2 separate regions of the Homo sapiens genome follow, and region 1 is linked to region 2. The links are chromatin loops, found by intact Hi-C in ENCODE. Cell type or tissue: PC-3. All regions are shown on one strand. Links, peaks and the distances in the headings refer to the core of each region. The heading gives the core; the rest is flanking DNA.

Evidence for each region. Peaks named below come from ENCODE experiments on the same cell type or tissue, not always from the same donor. Only the 100,000 strongest peaks of a DNase experiment are listed, where the experiment ranks them.
Region 1: it touches region 2 in a loop (15-fold over the local background); 12 of 110 quality-filtered maps call a loop at or near these places.

The regions. Positions count from the first base shown.
Region 1 is chr3:373,528-382,425 of GRCh38, reverse strand. CHL1 (cell adhesion molecule L1 like) reads right to left here. Exons shown (of 28, transcript NM_006614.4): 16 at 4,484-4,608; 17 at 146-247. All of the region lies in intron 2 of CHL1-AS1 (CHL1 antisense RNA 1), which reads left to right. Among named protein-coding and RNA genes, the nearest start is that of CHL1-AS1, 7.8 kb to the left of the region's middle. In PC-3, for the core only: a CTCF peak has its summit at 5,154 (motif pointing right); DNase peaks (open chromatin) are centred at 1,455 and 4,995; H3K27ac peaks cover 1,025 bases.
Region 2 is chr3:38,954-47,851 of GRCh38, reverse strand. No RefSeq gene overlaps it. Among named protein-coding and RNA genes, the nearest start is that of LINC01986, 32 kb to the right of the region's middle. In PC-3, for the core only: a CTCF peak has its summit at 4,783 (motif pointing left); no DNase peak of the experiment used is centred there.

The DNA.
Region 1 (8,898 bases), core at 432-8,431, 330 kb before region 2:
AAGTTATACCAAAATTTATACTCAATATTAAAAGTTCAAAAGGATGTTATAAGAAGAATAAACCAGTAAGAGTGGTTAAAAAGTGACTTCGCTATTAATTTTGACTATCTAGAGTAATGAAAACAGTTATCCCAAGTCTTCCTACCGCTAATATTGCTGTTGTGGTCAGCTCCAGCTTCCCAGGTCAGCCGAACACTCCTGTTCTGTCTTTCAGACAAGTGAAGGTTTTCTGGTGGATCCGGAACATCTAATTAATAAAGGAAGGGAAAATGTAGATAATTGCCTTTGTTTACCTGATTCCCTTCCTCAGACACATTGCCAGCTACCCGGAGACAGAGGAGGTACCACCCTCTTAGGGACCTGGGAAGCACCCCCGCCCCCCACCCCACATATGGAAGGGAAAGGTGGAGTTTCAAGGGTAATTCAGGCACCTAGCTAGCCCTAAGAAGTAAATAAACAACTTGATAAGAACGGAGGTAATAGTAGCTTTAAACAATAGCCAAGGAAGCTGGAATCACAGGGATGTTTGGTTCTCCTATAGAAACTGAAGATAACATCTTAATATATGTCTCTAAGTTGTTTTTCTGGAACCCAGACTCTCACCAAATAACTTTGCTGGCATGGAGACCTCAGATAAGGGGAAACTGAAGTCTGAGTTCTGACCATCATTTTTTGTAAATTTCTTCCTGAGGGCCTAAAGGGAGCCACATCCATGAGCCAGAGCTAATATTCTTTTTGGCTGACTCCCAATTTTTAAACAAAGCTTCTCTTCCTTAACCAATTGCAAATCAGAAAATCTTTGAATCCACCTATGACCTGTAAGCCATGCCCCAACTCCAGTTCAAGATACCTCACCCTTTTAGGCATAAAGCAATGTGTAACCTCAATGTACTAATTTACTATTTTGCCTATAGCATTTGCTCTCCTGAAATTTACTCCTGCTTTTAAATACCTTCACCTGCAAGCCACTGGGGAGGTTGGGACTTAAGCATGAGCTGACCAGTTCTTGTTTGGTGCCCTGCAGATAAGTGTCTTCCTTTCTCCCACTGCAAACCTCAGTATAGATACCTGGTCTTACTGCACTGGGTTGGTGGACCCCAGTTTGGTTCCATAAAAACCCTTCTTTTCTGGGCCCATGTCTCCACTGTGTTCAATCGCATCAGGCTCTGGGGTCTGGGGTTCTTTGTAAAATGCAGCATCTCCACATGTCCTCCCCAATGGACCATATTACCTCCCTCTTCTCTGATTACAGTCTCAAGGGGTTATCCTTGACCAGGGACATCAGAATTCTTTTAGGAGTAGTTAATAACAATGAAAATTCCTAGGCCCTATTTCTGGCTTACTGAGGAAGGTGGGCCCAGGAATCTGCATTTGCAAACAAGTTCCTTGGATGGGGATTAGGTATACCCAAGTCTGGGAAACATGATGTATCTCAAATGAATCATTTCTGTTTGTCCAGTACATATTTGTTTATATGCCTGATTCATCTCCAAGAATAGGGGTCATATTTTATTAAGCTTTGCATTGCCCACAGTGCCTCACACATAAATGTTTTATAACTAAATAAATCAGTGAAAAAGATATTATTACTTCAATCATGTGTATAATTATTATATTAAAGCAATAAACATTAGGTCTTATGGTTATAGAAAAAGAGATCATGAGCTCTGCTTTCTTTTCTGCAACTGTGTTGGATTTTTATCATTATTGATAACAATGAATTTTCATTATAGCAACTTTGATACCGTCTTAACCTGGAGTTCTCAAAAAGAGTAGGAAGGCAGTTTATATCAGAACAGGGAGATTTGGCATTGTTAAATGTTGTGACAGAAACTGGAAAATTAAGTAAGTAAATGATCACAAATTTTTGAGTACTAAAGAAAATGAAAATTTCTGGTACTTTGAAAATAAAGCAACAGTAAAAAGAAATCTTATTTCTAATGGTATTTACTCTGAAAATTGGGTTTGAATTCTCTCAAGCATTGGAGGACTTTTATCTTTTAGCAGAAGAGAAAAGGAAGATATTATCTAATGTAGCCTTTCAATGGGCTCTTTCTTCTCCAAGTGGAAAGCACCGTCCATTGCTCCTCCTGAATATTTGCTAATTGTTAGAAATTTACATTGACAAAAAGCATCGTTTCCAATTCAGAAGAGAGAACATGTTTTTTAAAAAATGTGGTTCATGACTGTGTCCAAACATTAAAGCCATAAATAAAAAGTTAATTCTTCAACAGGTTTCAGAATCTCTGAGCTCAGAGGACTTTGGTTTCTCTTCAGTATTTACTGAGTCCACTGATTTCTGAAGCTTCCTGGAATAAACTAAGGCTGTGTATTGCATCTGATATTAAAATCTGGCTCTTCTGAGAATCGTATGGAGCTAGAACTGATGAACTTGCAACTGAAACTTTTAAAAAATGATATCCTGAAAGCATGTTTATGTCAAGGCTTTTAAAAATAACTTTTGATTAAAGGGGGTCAAGTATGTACTTTAAAAAATTGTTTTCCAGGGGGTAAAACATAGTCTTTTAGAAACCTCGTATGTGTCTATATAATTATTTTTTTATTGTCAATTGTCGAGAGATGCTTTGGTAAATCAGAAGTTTGTCTAAAAAATAAAAGAATGTAAATTTTAAACATAATATTCTCCAAAATTTATTTTTATTTTTATTCTGTAAACACTGGTAGATTACTGCGTATATAACCAGTACATATAATCGTAGGTAAAATTTATGTAGAATTAAAAAAATTAATAGTTCCAAAAATGGCAGCCTAATCGCAAGAATGAACTTTTAAATTTTGTAAGGAAATTGAGAAGGGGAGCACCAAGCAGTAGGAGACCCGGTCCTTTTGGTGGCTGAGACTGCTCAAAATACTTAGGGACAAAGCGCACGGAGCCTGACACTTACCCCTCTACTCACTAGGCCTGGGATGAATTCCAGTTTATCTGAAGCTCGACTACTTTATCTGATGAATTATTGTTGAAATCATCCTAGGGGATTAAACCTTTCTGCTTGTAAAGACCTGAAAATGCTCAAATACCCAATGGCCAAACATTCTGCCTAAAGGTACAATTCTACTGAGCCGACTCGACAACTCTACAAGTCCATACCTTCTGTAAGTGGAAACTGTTCTTTTATTTTAGAACCCAACCTTGATGGCCATTTGTTTCGCCCGAGACAGGTTGGCCATTTGCTTTACTTGAAGGGATCCAGCCTGTTGACCCATTTTTTTATCAGTCTCTCAGAAGAGACTGAACTTTCTCCCTTGGTCTGTACCACCACCTCCCTTGTTTGGAACCTAACAGGTGGCCCCAACAGCTGGAGTGCTAAAGACACAAAGGTCTGTTGATAACAGTGATTAATGTAGACATATGATAAAGAAGGGTAGGCAAAACCAACACTTTTAAGGAATGTCTGCAAACTAAAAGAAAGACTACATGGTGGCCACCGAAACAGAACAAATGTCTGTAGCTGTTAGGGTCCCTGCAGAAAATCAATGAATAACTCACACAAATTTACGATAGTTCCAAAATGTTTTAATAAAACGTCTTTAAAAAGATGTGGGCAGGATGTTCAGTAGGTTGGGTGTGAGAGAGACTTGAAATATTGGTGGTGGGATGCAGCTGCTAGAGCCTCATCAGAAGGAATGGTGTGAGGAGACCCTGTCTGCAGAAGCCATGACTTTGGCAGTGGGACACAGCCAGTCCACAGGGATGGAGTAGGGAGAATCAGTACAACACTCCAAACGGCCCTCCACTTGCTGAACCAAATAATAGCTGGAAGGAAAGTGGTTTGCTGATGTTGTCCTTAAAAGCAACCTTTCTAGGTCAAAGAGCTGGTAGAGAGTGAATCTGGAAGGGAAATTTTGGAAAACATCCAGCAGATGGTCTAAGAGCTTTAAACATTGGTGATTTCAGGAGTAATTGCATTGATTATACTAGTGAAGTGTGCACACTGTTTCCTGATTAGTACTTTCATCAACAACAACAACGACAAAAATCAAAGACATTCCTTTGTAGAATGCTGGAAGTTCCTCTCCATCCTTCCTGGAACCCTGGGAACTCAGTCTGTGCCTTTGGTTTAGAGATGACCACCGTGCATCCACCTCTTGACCCCTATCGAGATCCTCCAGTCTAGCCCACCTCCATTCCTCAGCCCCATTTCTTTGTACACCAGGAAAGAGTAGCTCAAGAGTGCTAGGAACTCAAGCGTGCTTTATTTTTCTTTCTGCGGATAGCATCACTTACCTCCCACTGCTATTGGCAAATTAACACATGTAGGGAAAAAAAATTAAGCATTAATTAATTTCTTTTATATGAAAAAAGGAGAAAGGATTTGAAGTTGTGTTGCTTTTTAAACAAAAATTTGAAACTAACAATATATGTGCAGGGGCTCAAAGAATCATTAGCTTTATTGGCCAGGAACGATGGGATTTAATCAGAAATGAAGAAATGAACAGATTTCTCATTAGTTAGTGCACTTACCAAGAACAGTTACTTGAGTTATATCGGCAGCACTGTCTAGAGCAGTATGAGCTGAACAGCAGTAAATACCTTGGTCCTCTAAAGTTACATTAGATATGGTCAAATTAGCTCCATCAATAATTATCCTATCAGAAAAAAAGTGAGTACATGATGAGAAGGAAAACAATAGAAATGATAGAAACCCAATTCTTTTAAAAATGCATATTCCTTATCGAAAACAATCTAAGAGTGAAAGATGACTTTATGCAATGCAAATTTGATTAGAGAATGCCACAGTTGAAACCTGGAGATAAAGAATTATTCTAGCATACACAACTGTCTACATAGCCATAAACAAAATCACATTAAAAATTATGAAATCTAACCATCTGTTTGCATGGGTCAGTGATGGAACTGTATGTTGCCTGGCATGTTTAAAGAGTGCATCATACCTCACAATGGCCAAGATATATTTGAGTAATTCTTAAGGTATGTTTAGGGAATCACCTATATAGGCTCGATTGGAGTGCTTCCTACAAAGGCAGATTCCTGAATTCCATCTCCATTCCACAGAACCAGAATACCTGAGAAGGAGTCGGATAATCTCAGTTTTTCACAAGTTTCTCTTTTCTCCGCCCCTCCACTCCCAAGTACAATGCACATTAAGATCAGATAGCAATTGAAGCATATGACTTATTTGAACAGAAGATGGCAGTGTAGTACTTCTTTTTGCAAATCATTTCACCTCACTTTTTATCATTTGTTTTTACCAATTTGTGATCAGGTTTACTATGAGAAAACTGCTTCTTTATAAACTTCACCTTTTACCCCGTACCATTGTTGAGATAACTATTAAAGTATTTTTCAAGTTCCGTAAAATTTAAAATGTATTCATAATAATTAGCATTTTGTTGAAATAACTTAAATAGTGTCATCCTTGTGAGGAGGAAAGGAGGCTCACATAATTAATATTTTTATGTACATTTCATATAAAATGCTGAGAATTTTGAATTATATAAACCTACTTTAAATTGCAGTGTAATGAAACATAGTTATTTTGATTATAGACAGAATCAGCCCTTATTCCTACACCAATAATAGAAAGATTTGCCAACCAATATTACCTTGAATTGTTAATCAAGAATCTCACCATAATTCTAGACATAATAAAACTTTGACATGAATTAACATGTCAGGTCATGTTACTCAGGTGTCCATTTGATACAATATTAGAATACTGCATATCCTGACAATTTTTGAAAAATGTACCTTCTTAGATGAAAGAATATACTTTAATAACCTCTTGAAATAGGACTTCTGTGCCCTGCACGAGGGCCCATAGTAGCTGAAATCTTGCCAAGATTTATACCCTGGCACGGGGTGTTTCAGGCCAGAGAAGAAAGCTACCAATTTTTTTGGCAAGTCATGGTTGCACTATGCCTTGTTTCCAGTCTCACAAATGTATCTTAGGTGCCTCCAATTAATCAACGTTGGGTGCCTCACTAGTCCTCGAAATGTGGTAGGTATGGTATACCTAAAGAACTTATTAAAAATGTCGTGTTCCAGCCTCAGTCCAGGTTCCAAATCAGTACATTTGGAGATGGGGCAAGGGCCATTGCATTTGAACATGAAGCCTGGATAATTCTGTCACATGTCAAAATCACAAATAGTTGTCACACATAGGGTCACACAGAAAATCACACACGGGGTCACACTATGGTGTGCTGCAGTAACAGACAGCTCCAAATTCCCCATGCCCAAGAAAACAGTCACTTATTCCTCCCTCACATTATGTTCCCATCATAGGTCAGCTGGGATTCTGCTTTAAAAAGTTGTATCATTTCTACTCTCATAACACTTGAACTCTTAGAAGAAGCTAAAAACCTCTTCACATCTTCGTGCCCCAATCTTTTCCTCTGTTTGCCTTCATCTGCTTAATTACCTTGCCTGAGAAATCTATCCACTAAAACCACTCGACTCCTTCATCTGCGGTATCCAGTCTGCTAGTCCCTAATCCATGTCAGCAGCCATTGTTGTCTTACCCTGTTCAGCTGAGTAATATCCGTGTTTCCCTGAAGGCACTATGACAAAACGATTCTCTCTTTGGAGACCTGTGTTTGCGGCTCAGTTCCATCAATTATTATTTGTACAACCTTGAACAAAACATTGAGCCTAATTCATCTTATCTGAAAAATGGGGATAACAATATTTTCTTTCTCTTTAGGAGAATTAAATGAGGTAAAGCACATAAAGTGATTAGTGCATACAGCCTGGCAGAGTATGTGCTCAGAGAGTGTTACTAATAATATTAATCAAGTTGATTTCATTCATTTTTGGCTTATTGCTAATCACATTTCTCATGGTTGGTGTTTTAATGTCCCCAACTCCCATTTCTCCTGCCTCTCTGCTTGAACAAATTACCTTATTTCCTAATTTGTTAGAAAGAGACCTTTCACTATGACTGCATCTTCATCTTTGCATCTTCAACTTCTCCCCTTCCCTCATTAATTTGCCACTATTTCTGGAGGGGGAAAAAAGCAGCTCCTATTTGGTGCCAAGGAAAAACCCTCCCACTGGATTCTCAATGCCCTTTCCTCCCACGCCCTCCTAGTTATCAGTATATCCCACTTTTCATGCTACAGTGGTCTCTCCCACAGGACTAGGTCCCTCCCTTTGCCTACAGTCATGAACAGTCCCCATTACCTTTGTTAAGCACGATATAAATTCTAAAAATGGTTTCATAGCCATGCTCCATTTCATTTTTCATAACCATAGTGTATGGTCTATAGCCTGTATGGTCTATGGCCACCTGCAGGTAGGAAATCCACAGAAAATTCCTGGGGGGGCATTTCAATCTACCTAATAGTATTATTGGGAGGCCTAAAGAGAGAAAGCATGTATGGGAAGTACTAACATAACATGAAGCCCCGTAGGTCTAATGGTTCAGAGTGGCAGTTCCCAGCACTTACTGCATCCCTACACAAGAAAGGGGACAAGCGAGAAGAGAAGAAGGAATTTTCACTTCTCATTGTTCACCATGTATATTTGATTAGAAGTTTAACCTCCCTTTAGGTTAAAGCTTCCGGTCTTCTGCATAGTAATAAGGAGAAGGTGTCTCAGCAGAAGGTAAGAAGTATGAGGTTACTGATATGGCTTTGTAGAAAATTAGCAGATACCTGTGACTTCTACTCCCTGCTATATCACCGTGCATGCCCTTGGCAGCAGTCAAGGCCAGCCAGCAGCAGTTACTCCCAGGCTTCCTTGCTCCTGGGGCCTCTTCTGAGCTAAGGTTATTGTCCTTTATCCCTGTTACTTGTTTAGGGAAATTGGCAGAACATCTGTGTCACTTGCTCAGTCCACTCAGATAGCCAGAGGTTCATTTCAGTGTCAGCTCTGGGATCCTGCAGGAACTGTAAAACTGGGTCACATGAAAAGGTTGCTTAGGGCTTCTGGGGTCAAAGCCTAAATGTCCATGTCATATTACCCACCAGCCATGGGTCTCTGATTCCCTTCTTGGCTGTAGCCCAGAGGTCACATGGAAGACCCCGGATAGTCAGGCAGTAGTAACAAAAGAGGCAGAATTTAGGCATATCTGAGCAGTTGGCAGATCAGCGGAGACCTAACCTGAGGCTGGAGATCTGTATTGCAAAGCGTAGCCTTTAGAGGTATATAATTAATCTCGTGTTTCAATGAGAACTGGTTGTAATACATACACTGCCTTTCTGCAAACCTTTGTATATATCGGAAGGAGGGGAGAGAATAAATCAAGAACCAAGGCTGAGACCAATGCCTTTGCATAGAGGCGGCTCACACATAAATACCAACATAGACCAAGCAAGCAACAGAAATGAGACAAGCAGATGAAGAAATGAAGGCAGTGGGGCGGTGGGGGCTGGGGGAGGCGGAGGCAGGGAGCAGGACCAAGATAGCGAACTAGAAACAGCTGTGTTCGGAGGCTCCCATGGAAAAGAACTATAGTAAGTGTGTGAATCCTTCCCTGGCAACCAAGGTATCCAGGTTTCTCTTAGAAGAACTGACTAGGAGGCTGGCATGATCCGCGGAGAGGAGGGAAGAACAGTGTGGTGCAGTGGTCCACCTGAGAGCCGCACGGGGCAGGGGAGACCCTTCCCCCCAGCCAAGGGAGGCGGTGAGTGAATGTGCTACCCAGCTTTTTCCACAGAACTGTGAAACCCATGGATTGGAAGACCCCACTCACAAACTCCAGCCACTGGGTCTAGCATCACAACCCCGAAGCCCCACAGATTCTCAACAGCCTTTCAGCTGGAATCTGCTTAAGCCTACCGAGCTCCTGGTGGAGGGGCGGCCAGCCCCACAGCTGCAGCTGCCTGCTTCCTAAGCCATTTGAGCTCCTTAGAAGAGGGGCAGCAGCCAGCACTGGGAATCACAACTGCCTAACACGCTAAGCTCCCTGGGTG
Region 2 (8,898 bases), core at 443-8,442:
AGCAAACTCTTTTCAAGCATTTTTTATCACTTTAGAGGCACTATTTCAAAAGCTGTTGAATTAATTGAAATAATTTTTACCTCCTTATTTAAGAAAGTCTCCTAGAATTTCTATCTTATTAATGCTACTAGCTTAGTTTGAGTTCATTTACATCTTAAAATACCACTTTTAAAATTTTGATCTAATTCTTGTCATTCCAATCACTATCAGTTCTTTGTTTGATGCTATTTATTTTGTATTGACTTAATAGAATAGATATGTTTGTCCATCTAAAAATGTTATTTGGCAAATATTCAATGAAATTATTATGCATTGGATACTTTTCTAACAATGTGGCTGTTTTGGAGACTTTAGGGATGGGTTTTCGTGCAATACAGTTTTTTAGTGCTCAAGTCAGGCTGTCTTTTGATAATTACCAGTTTTCTTGTCCTTGTGTCCATTTCCAGTGTAGGAACTGCTTTTTGTTGAGTGTGGGTTCCCTTTTTGCAGCATGGCCCAGCATTTGGTAGAAGCTTATTTTTCTTAAAAAACAAATTAATGAGTGATTCAACAAATAAGTGACTCAGGCTTTTATTTGTTGTGCACTAAATCTGAAGTCAATAATTTTAGAGACCATAGAATTATTTGGCAAAGAAGATCCTGGCATGGTATTCCATCTACATGGAAAGGAGCTACAAGGATCCAAGAGAGCAGGGAAGTGGAAGATTGCAAGAAGACAACAGACAGGCACCAAAGTGCTACATAGGCACAGAGGGTCCAGAGAGTCAGCAAGAATGACCCCTCAGTGAAAGTCCAACTATGGGGCCAGAAATGTTAGCTATATCCCCAAATCAGTGAGAGGCAAATAGGGGAATATCTCCATGTTTGAAAAACTATACATTTGTTTATTCACTTTTCACACAGTTGTTAATCTCAACTATTTATAGTGTACTACTACTATTTACCAGATAGTATATTAGCTGCTGTCTAGAACATATGGTTATGTCTGGCATCTGATGGTTGCTCAATATCTGTTTAATAAACGGAATTGGCTGAAGAGAAGTGACATAAAGTGAGTAAGGCTGAAGTAAATCTGGAACAAAGGGAAGAAAAGCCAGGCAAGTTGCCCATGAAGTAGTGAAGCAGCCATGAGTCTCTCCACAACTTTCTCTGCACCTTATCAGCGACACTGAACCTCACTCAGAATGTTTTGCAATCAACATGCTATCCAAATTTGTTGTTATATCTTCTTATATAATTTATCATTGGCCTTTCTGTTCTTAAAGTAGAAGAGTGAATTTGAGTTAGAGAAAATTTCCTGGCTCTTGAAGAACTGCAGTCAATGTGTCACAAGCCCACAGTCCCATGTGGACTCAGTAATACCTACAGTAGAAGTAGCTATGACTGGATAAACACAAAATCATACATTTACTAGTTTGTCATCACTCCTGTTTTGATCAGCTAATCTGTGTAAACATGGAGATGAAACATTAAGAGTAGGCAATCCAAAGAGCAGTGAAAGAAACAGGTACTTTTTTTGTATCAAAAATGTTTTTATTATCTCATTGAGTACTACACTGAGCTGCTGAGTCTTATGGTGAAATAATTTGAAGCCTAAAGATCTTCTTCCAGTTTTTCTGTATACAACCAAAGGCTTATGACCATATTAAGTATGGGGAAGAGAATTGTCCTTGTGTATCTACAGTTCCTAAGACTATTTTGCATACAATAAACTGATCAAAATCAGCTAATTGAACTGAGTTTGGAAAATGCATGTGAATTCAGTTGGCAGACAGAAATCACGCTGTCAGATCAGCTATAGCATATAAGAGGGGAATGAGAAGACAATGAAATCAAGGATGGATTAATCTCAAAAGGGAGAGAATATGCACTAACAAATCCTGAAGTGGAATTGGAAGAACAGAGATAATAGCCATGGATCAAGAAGAACAAAACAAGCTGATAATTGAGGAGTCCTGTTGATCGATTCACATTTTAGACCCTAATTTTGACACTGTCAACTGATAAACATAGTCTTCCAGCATTTCTTTCAGAGGAATAGCTCATATGTCTATTAAATATGAGTTAAAAATGACCTGAATGTCTATGCTTCTTTGTAGTAATAATAATAATTTGAAAATCTTGGCATTTCTAGAAACTTCTGTAGGTTAAGTCATATCTCATCCCCCAAAATCTTGTCTTTCATGATGCCAACAAATACTTGACATTATGTAGGTAAATCAAGTGTTGCAAGAAATGTTTATGTAGTCTCTATACATTTAAAGCCAACAGCTTTACTCCCTTTCTTTTGAAGCATAAACTCCATTTTGGATGATGTGGTGGTGAGGTGTTCTGGTTCTTATGCAGCAAATCGACGGCATTAACATGTTTCAACTATACATTATCTGAGAAACTATCAGTTTTTAAAATTTTTTATTCATAAAATATCAAGGACTAACAATAGAAATTTATGGCAAGCCTACTATATAACAGTAAGAAGGAATACATTAAAAAAGAAACCAAAGCCACTCCTGTTAAAAAAAATAGATTAAAAAAGCAGTATATAATTTGTTTCCTAATTGTACAGTGTGGACTAAAATTTTGTAGATGTCCAGAAGACATCATGAGTAAATATTAATAGTTGTAAAGGCCAGGAGATTAAACTTGACATGCGGTTGGCTCCGGATGTGACCTTCGGACTCCCTGACTAGAAAGTCACTTGCTTTTTTCCAAATACTCCAAAACTAGAAAAACCTAGCTTGGAAAATTTGCTGAGCCAGGAAAAAAAAGAAGAAAAACTGATTATGCACTAAACTCTAAGAAGATCAGAGAGCACATTCTCAAGACAAACCTCAAAGGTGAGCAATCATCTGTTTCCAAGAAAACAGGACTTGCAAAGTCTACTCCGGCATTTTTGCCAAAGAATATCGAGTTTAAATAAAGGCAGGCATAAAATGAGCTTTAAAAGATTCACTGAAAATATATTCTTAAAAAAAATGTGCCGTGGCTAATGAAATGGTCACATTAATAAAAAGATCATTTCAAAGTCTATTTTACACTTTTCTTCTCCAAAGAAACTCAAAGTCATTTATGATATTACCCGAGAGCCCAAACTGTCAAATACTAGAGAAAGTAAAGGTATGAAGTGATGAAAATAAATACCTGAATCATAGTTCTCACACCCTGACGAATCACCTATGCTCTTAAAGTGCTCTTAAACTTGACTAAGCTTTTACGCAGAGTAAGTGAAAAGTAAGGGGAGGTTGGTGGGTTTAAAATGGGTTCTTACACAATACATAAACAGACGTTTTATGGGGGAAGAGGGAAAGGCAAAAGGAGTAGCAGCCCCGGCACTAAAGTTGAAAGTTCAAAGCTTTCCCTTGTTAAACTCTGAGAGGGTACAAGGAGCACACTGGATTCTCCTGGCTCAGAGAAAGGCGCTCAACTGTGAATACGGTTCTAAAGACAATGTATCTAGCTCTTTATCTTTATGCACACACACACACACACACACACACACACACAAACAGGCACATGTATACACATATGCACCTACACACACTCAATTTGCAATCTCCCTACTTGCCTACCAAAATCTCAAATACACATGCAGACACACACACATGCACATTAGGGACACACACATGCATGCACACACACCAGCACACTCTTGCACATGCCTGTGCACACACGTCACACATGAACACACCACAATGTATATCTCACACCCACACACAAACGCGTATGTACACAAGTGCACATCAATGTATGCCAATGCGTGTGCCATACTTGCATATGTACTTCCTGCAGACACACATGCACAGACTCTCATACACCCAACCCTCACACACTTATGTAGTGCACATAGGAAAACACACAACAAAACACAGAGATGCACACACATTGGGTAAGTATTCACTCACATATCACAAGGCAGACATGCAGACACTCATATACATCCATGCACACATGCACACAGGCACACATACAGATACACTTGCAGGCACAGGTGCACATATAATAATCAAACACTACAGATTAAATACGTCTCTACTAAAATGTTGGGAATTTTAAGTTATAAAGAAGGGAAATGAAAAAAGAAATCAGAAATCAATACCCGTGTTATTGGATAGAGTAAACATATCTTCAAGTCCCTGAGACCTTCCCTTGCAGAATGGAGATTGCCATTTTAATTCAAGAGAAGCCCAGCGTTAATGCCAAAGCAAGTTATAGTAGGTGTGTCTAACTCTAAAATGTCGGGCAGCACTGCTTAATCCTCTAAATACACAATTCAGTTCCCAGCTGAGTTGAGCAATTTAATCAAGGTCACTGAGAACGGTAAACAGCCGGAGCTTGACTAACATTTGAACATGAACCACAGGACCACTCCCCTAACTTCATTTCAATATTTCATTTTATAAACAAGATAGGGAAATGAATTTAAAATATAGATTTCTCCATTTAAAATTCTATTTAATTCATCATCATAGATTAGAAGTTTGACAGTGATGAGGTGCTTATAATTTATGTATGAATCTGTTGCATTTTAAGCGCATTCATACACATATGGAAGATGGAGATATGTGCATGTAATTGGTGTTCTCTGCATTGAAGACGTCCAGCTAGCAGCCAATATACTTTGTGGATGCCAAATCACGCTATTTTAAGTATGATTAACAACAACAAATTAGAAAGAAAAACATCTCCAAAGCTCCATCTTACATACATTTAAATAATTATTTTTGTGTGTGGAAAGACCAATATTCTGCAGGTGTGCGATATAAAGCATAATTCTTTACCACCCTCTTGTGGTGATTTTAAAGGACAACTTTCTGATCATTGAATCTCCCTCCACGTTTCTAGAGTAATATTGAGCCTCTACACTTCTTTTAAGGTGAATCATAAGAAATTGCAGATATTTGACAATTTTTGACCTACAGAATGGTGATTTCATATGATATTGCTGCAATTAATCATTGTCCATGTGCTCTGAAGCCAAGGAGAATTCATGTACCATTTACTTGGATTTTTTAAAATTGTCCTTTCATAAGAATTCCCTGTCTAGCTTTAAGAGTAAACAGAATTTCATCTTACCCTTCCTATCCACAGTTTTCTTGCTAGTTATCAACATGACCTAACTCGTTAGAGTCGGTTCCATCCCTGTGCTGTACACATGATGCCTTCTTTCCTAACTCTGCTCCTCACTTCACTGGGGTCCCTTCCTGCCTCATCCAATAGCTATGCAGTCTTCATTACCCAGATAGATGTAACTTTCTTGGATATATCCAGTGCACTTAGATCTGTGCCTTCTCTCTATTCCAATGGCTATAACCTGAATCTCATCAATTAATTGTCCTATACTGTCTTATTTACCAGCAGTCTTGTTTTTATCTCCTCACTTATACATTAATATATCAACTTCCCAACCATATGCTGTGAGAGGAATTTCTCTCTCTGTCTCTCTCTCTCTCTCTCTCTCTCTCTGTCTCTGGTGCAGGCAGAATAATGGTCTCCCAAAGATGTCCATAGCTAATCCCCAGAAACAGTGAATATGTTAGGTTGTATAGCAAAGGACAGTTAAATGTGCTACCCAGCTGACATTAAAATAGGAAGATTATCCTGGACTTTCAAGGTGGACCTAATGTCATCTCCTCAAAAGTGCAGGAGGAGACAGAAGCAAGAGAATTGGAAAGACGGCAGCCTCAAAAGTATTCAGCCAAACCTTGTTGGTTTTGATGATGGAGGAAGGGAGCCATGAGCCAAGGAATGTGGATGACCTCTAAAAGCTAGAAAAAGCCACAGAATGGTTTCTTCCTTACAGCCTCCAGAAGGACTGCAGCCCTACAGATACTTTCTTTTTAGCCTAGTAATCTATTTTGGACTCTGACCTCCAGAACTATAACATAAAATATGTATTACTTGACACTAAATTTGTGGTAATTTGTTGCAGCAGCAATAGAAAAAGCTCCATCTATTCATGGCTTTAGACAGGCTTTGGTAGGAGAGGTCTTGAAGTAGAGGGAAGAAGCATAGAGAGGAGACAACACAAAACCTAAGAGTCTCTGTCTTACACAGGCTGCCATTATCTTTAGAGTTAGAAAGACATGGCTTCTACTGACCCCACTACTCATTAAACTCTTGAACATGTGGCTCAGCCTCTCTAAGACTCAGCTCCTTCCCTCACAATGAAAGAAAGGAGGATTTATAAGGTATCATCCAACATAGGCTTATTAGGATTTTAGATACATAAACTTCTAACTGCTAAGCTTTACAGGCATCATTTAGCAAAATTTCTCTTTCTCTATCTAAACATATCCATTTTGTAGGAAATTCTCAAGCCTCAGAATAGATAACAAATGGAGTATGTAAGGGAGGAAAAATCTTTTCCCTTTACCCATCTGCAAGGGACTGAATGTTTGTGTTCCCCAAAAATTCATGTTGAAATTCGAATCCCAATGTAATGGTGTTTAGAAGTGTCACCTTTGGGAAGTAATTAGGTCATGAGAGTGGAACTGTCATAAATGGGACTAGTGCCCTTAGAAGAGGAGGCTGGAGAGCTAGCTTGCCCTTTTTACATTATGTGAGGATACAAGGAGATGTCAACTGTGCAAACTGGAAGAGGACTCTTACCAGATCCTAACTATGCTGGCACTCTGATCTAAGACTTTCAGCCTCCAGAATTGCGAGAAATAAATATTGAGTCTATGGTAATTTGTTATAAAAGCCCGAATAGAATAAGACACTATCTTATGTTCATTGTAAACTAAACTCACAAAAGATAGATTAATATGAGAAAAACAAAGAGTTTATTAATGTGTGCAGTGCACATCACTTGGGAGAAACCTCAGTGACAAGTGACTCAAAGGGGTGATTAAACTTGAGCATACCAGACTGGGCAGCATAGCAAGATCACATCTCTACAAAAAGTACAAAATTAGCTAGGTTTGGTGGAGTGCACCTGTAGTCCTAGCTACTTGGGAGGCTAAGGCTAGAGGATCCCTTGGGCCAGGAGTTGGAGGCTGCAGTAAACTATGATCACATCACTGCATTGCAGCCTGGGTGACAGAGCAAGATCTTATCTCAGGAAAAATAAAAAATAAAAAAAAAGAACTTGTGCATATATAGTACCTTAGCAAATAATAATAAATGTGTAGAAAAGTGGCAAGACATAAGACAAAAGACTGTTAGCCTTCCAAGGGCTATAACTTGTGGAGGGCTATATATAGAGGCTGAAACTAATAGAAGATACAATTTCTTTTAGTAAAGTTATGTAGGTTCCTCTGGTGCCATCTCTGGGCTGATAAGAGTCTAGCATTGTCTCAGGTGATTAAGAATTGTTCTAGTCTTCCTGGTAGAGAAAGGAAGGACAGAGAGTGTGTCCTGTGTCTGTTTTTCCCTCAGTTGCCTTTAGCTCAAAACAATTCTTATGCCAGAGTAGTCTATTTCAGGGTGGTATACTCTGAACCCCTCAAGTACCTCAACCTAGATTATTAGCTCAGAGAAGATATCACAGTTATGCAAAAGCCCATTGATGTTGGGAACATGTAAACTTTGCATGTATTAACAGGAGCAGCAGTGTACCTTTAGTTCATTAATCAACTCTGTCCCTGTTAGCTTCAACTAGCATTTATGCTCGAGGAGCACAGATTTTCGGCAAGGCTGTGATTGCCGGAAGAAGTCATTTCATTCTTCGAAGAACTTGGTGGAATTGAAAAGACTAGAGACTGGCTTTAGTGGTTGCCATCCTCCCATCCAGGATACTCTTAACACGTACTGGAATACTGCCATATCTTCTAAACATCAAAAAAGAAAAGAAAAAAGTTAAAAAAAAAAAAAAAGCCTTAGGAGTCTCGTTCAGCTCTGACATATAAAGAATTTGGACGTCATACTTGGCCTATGACAAGAAACAGTTGAACCAACTGAAAATCAGTAACTTTTCTTGGACTCATCGGGTGCATCCAGAGAGACATACCTGAGATCTACTTACCTGGAAGAGAACAAGCTGGTGCCATACACTGATAGGAACATTCATTTGGTAATTGTAATGAATTGCTGTGGGCTGTGTATGAATTACTGTGAGAGTGAGAAACTATTAGGAGCTGGATATTTAGGGGTAGGGGTCTCCCACACTTTTTTTTTTTTTTTTTTTTTTTTGAGACGGAGTCTGGCCCTGTCGCCCAGGCTGGAGTGCGGTGGCGCCATCTTGGCTCACTGCAAGCTCCGCCCCCCGGGTTCCCGCCATTCTCCTGCCTCAGCCTCCCGAGTAGCTGGGACTACAGGCGCCCGCCACCGCGCCCGGCTAATTTTTTGTGTTTTTAGTAGAGACGGGGTTTCACCGTCTTAGCCGGGATGGTCTCCATCTCCTGACCTCGTGATCCGCCCGCCTCGGCCTCCCAAGGGTCTCCCACACTTTAAAGGGCTTTATATTTAGGAACCCCACCAGGTTCTCACAGTAAACATCTGAAAAGATGTTTTTTCATGGCTCTGGCAGGTGGAAGAGAAGATTAATCATTGTGAAATAGCTCAGTCTTCTCCTTAATAAAGGCTGATACTCCAAAAGAAAGACTCTGCTAAGAGTTTATCACAGTAGAGGCATTCCTCCCACTGAAGCTCCCTTTAGCCTCCTGGTCTCACCTAAGAAGGGAAAACAAGTCAACAGCAATCAAGGTTTCAAGGAAATACACCGAGGATGCTGCAGCCAGGGAAGGGAATAGGGAGAAGTAGGGGGATAAAAGCTAGATCATGAAGGTCGTAGCCCCAGGATATAGACACTGAGATGTGAGTGGGGCATGGTGGTGGAAGTGCCTGTAATCCTAGCCTCTTGGGAGACCCAGAAGTTCTATCACATCACTGCACTCCAGCCTGGGTGTCAGAGCAAGACCCTATCTCTGACACAGGAGCTAAAAAGAAATTATTTAG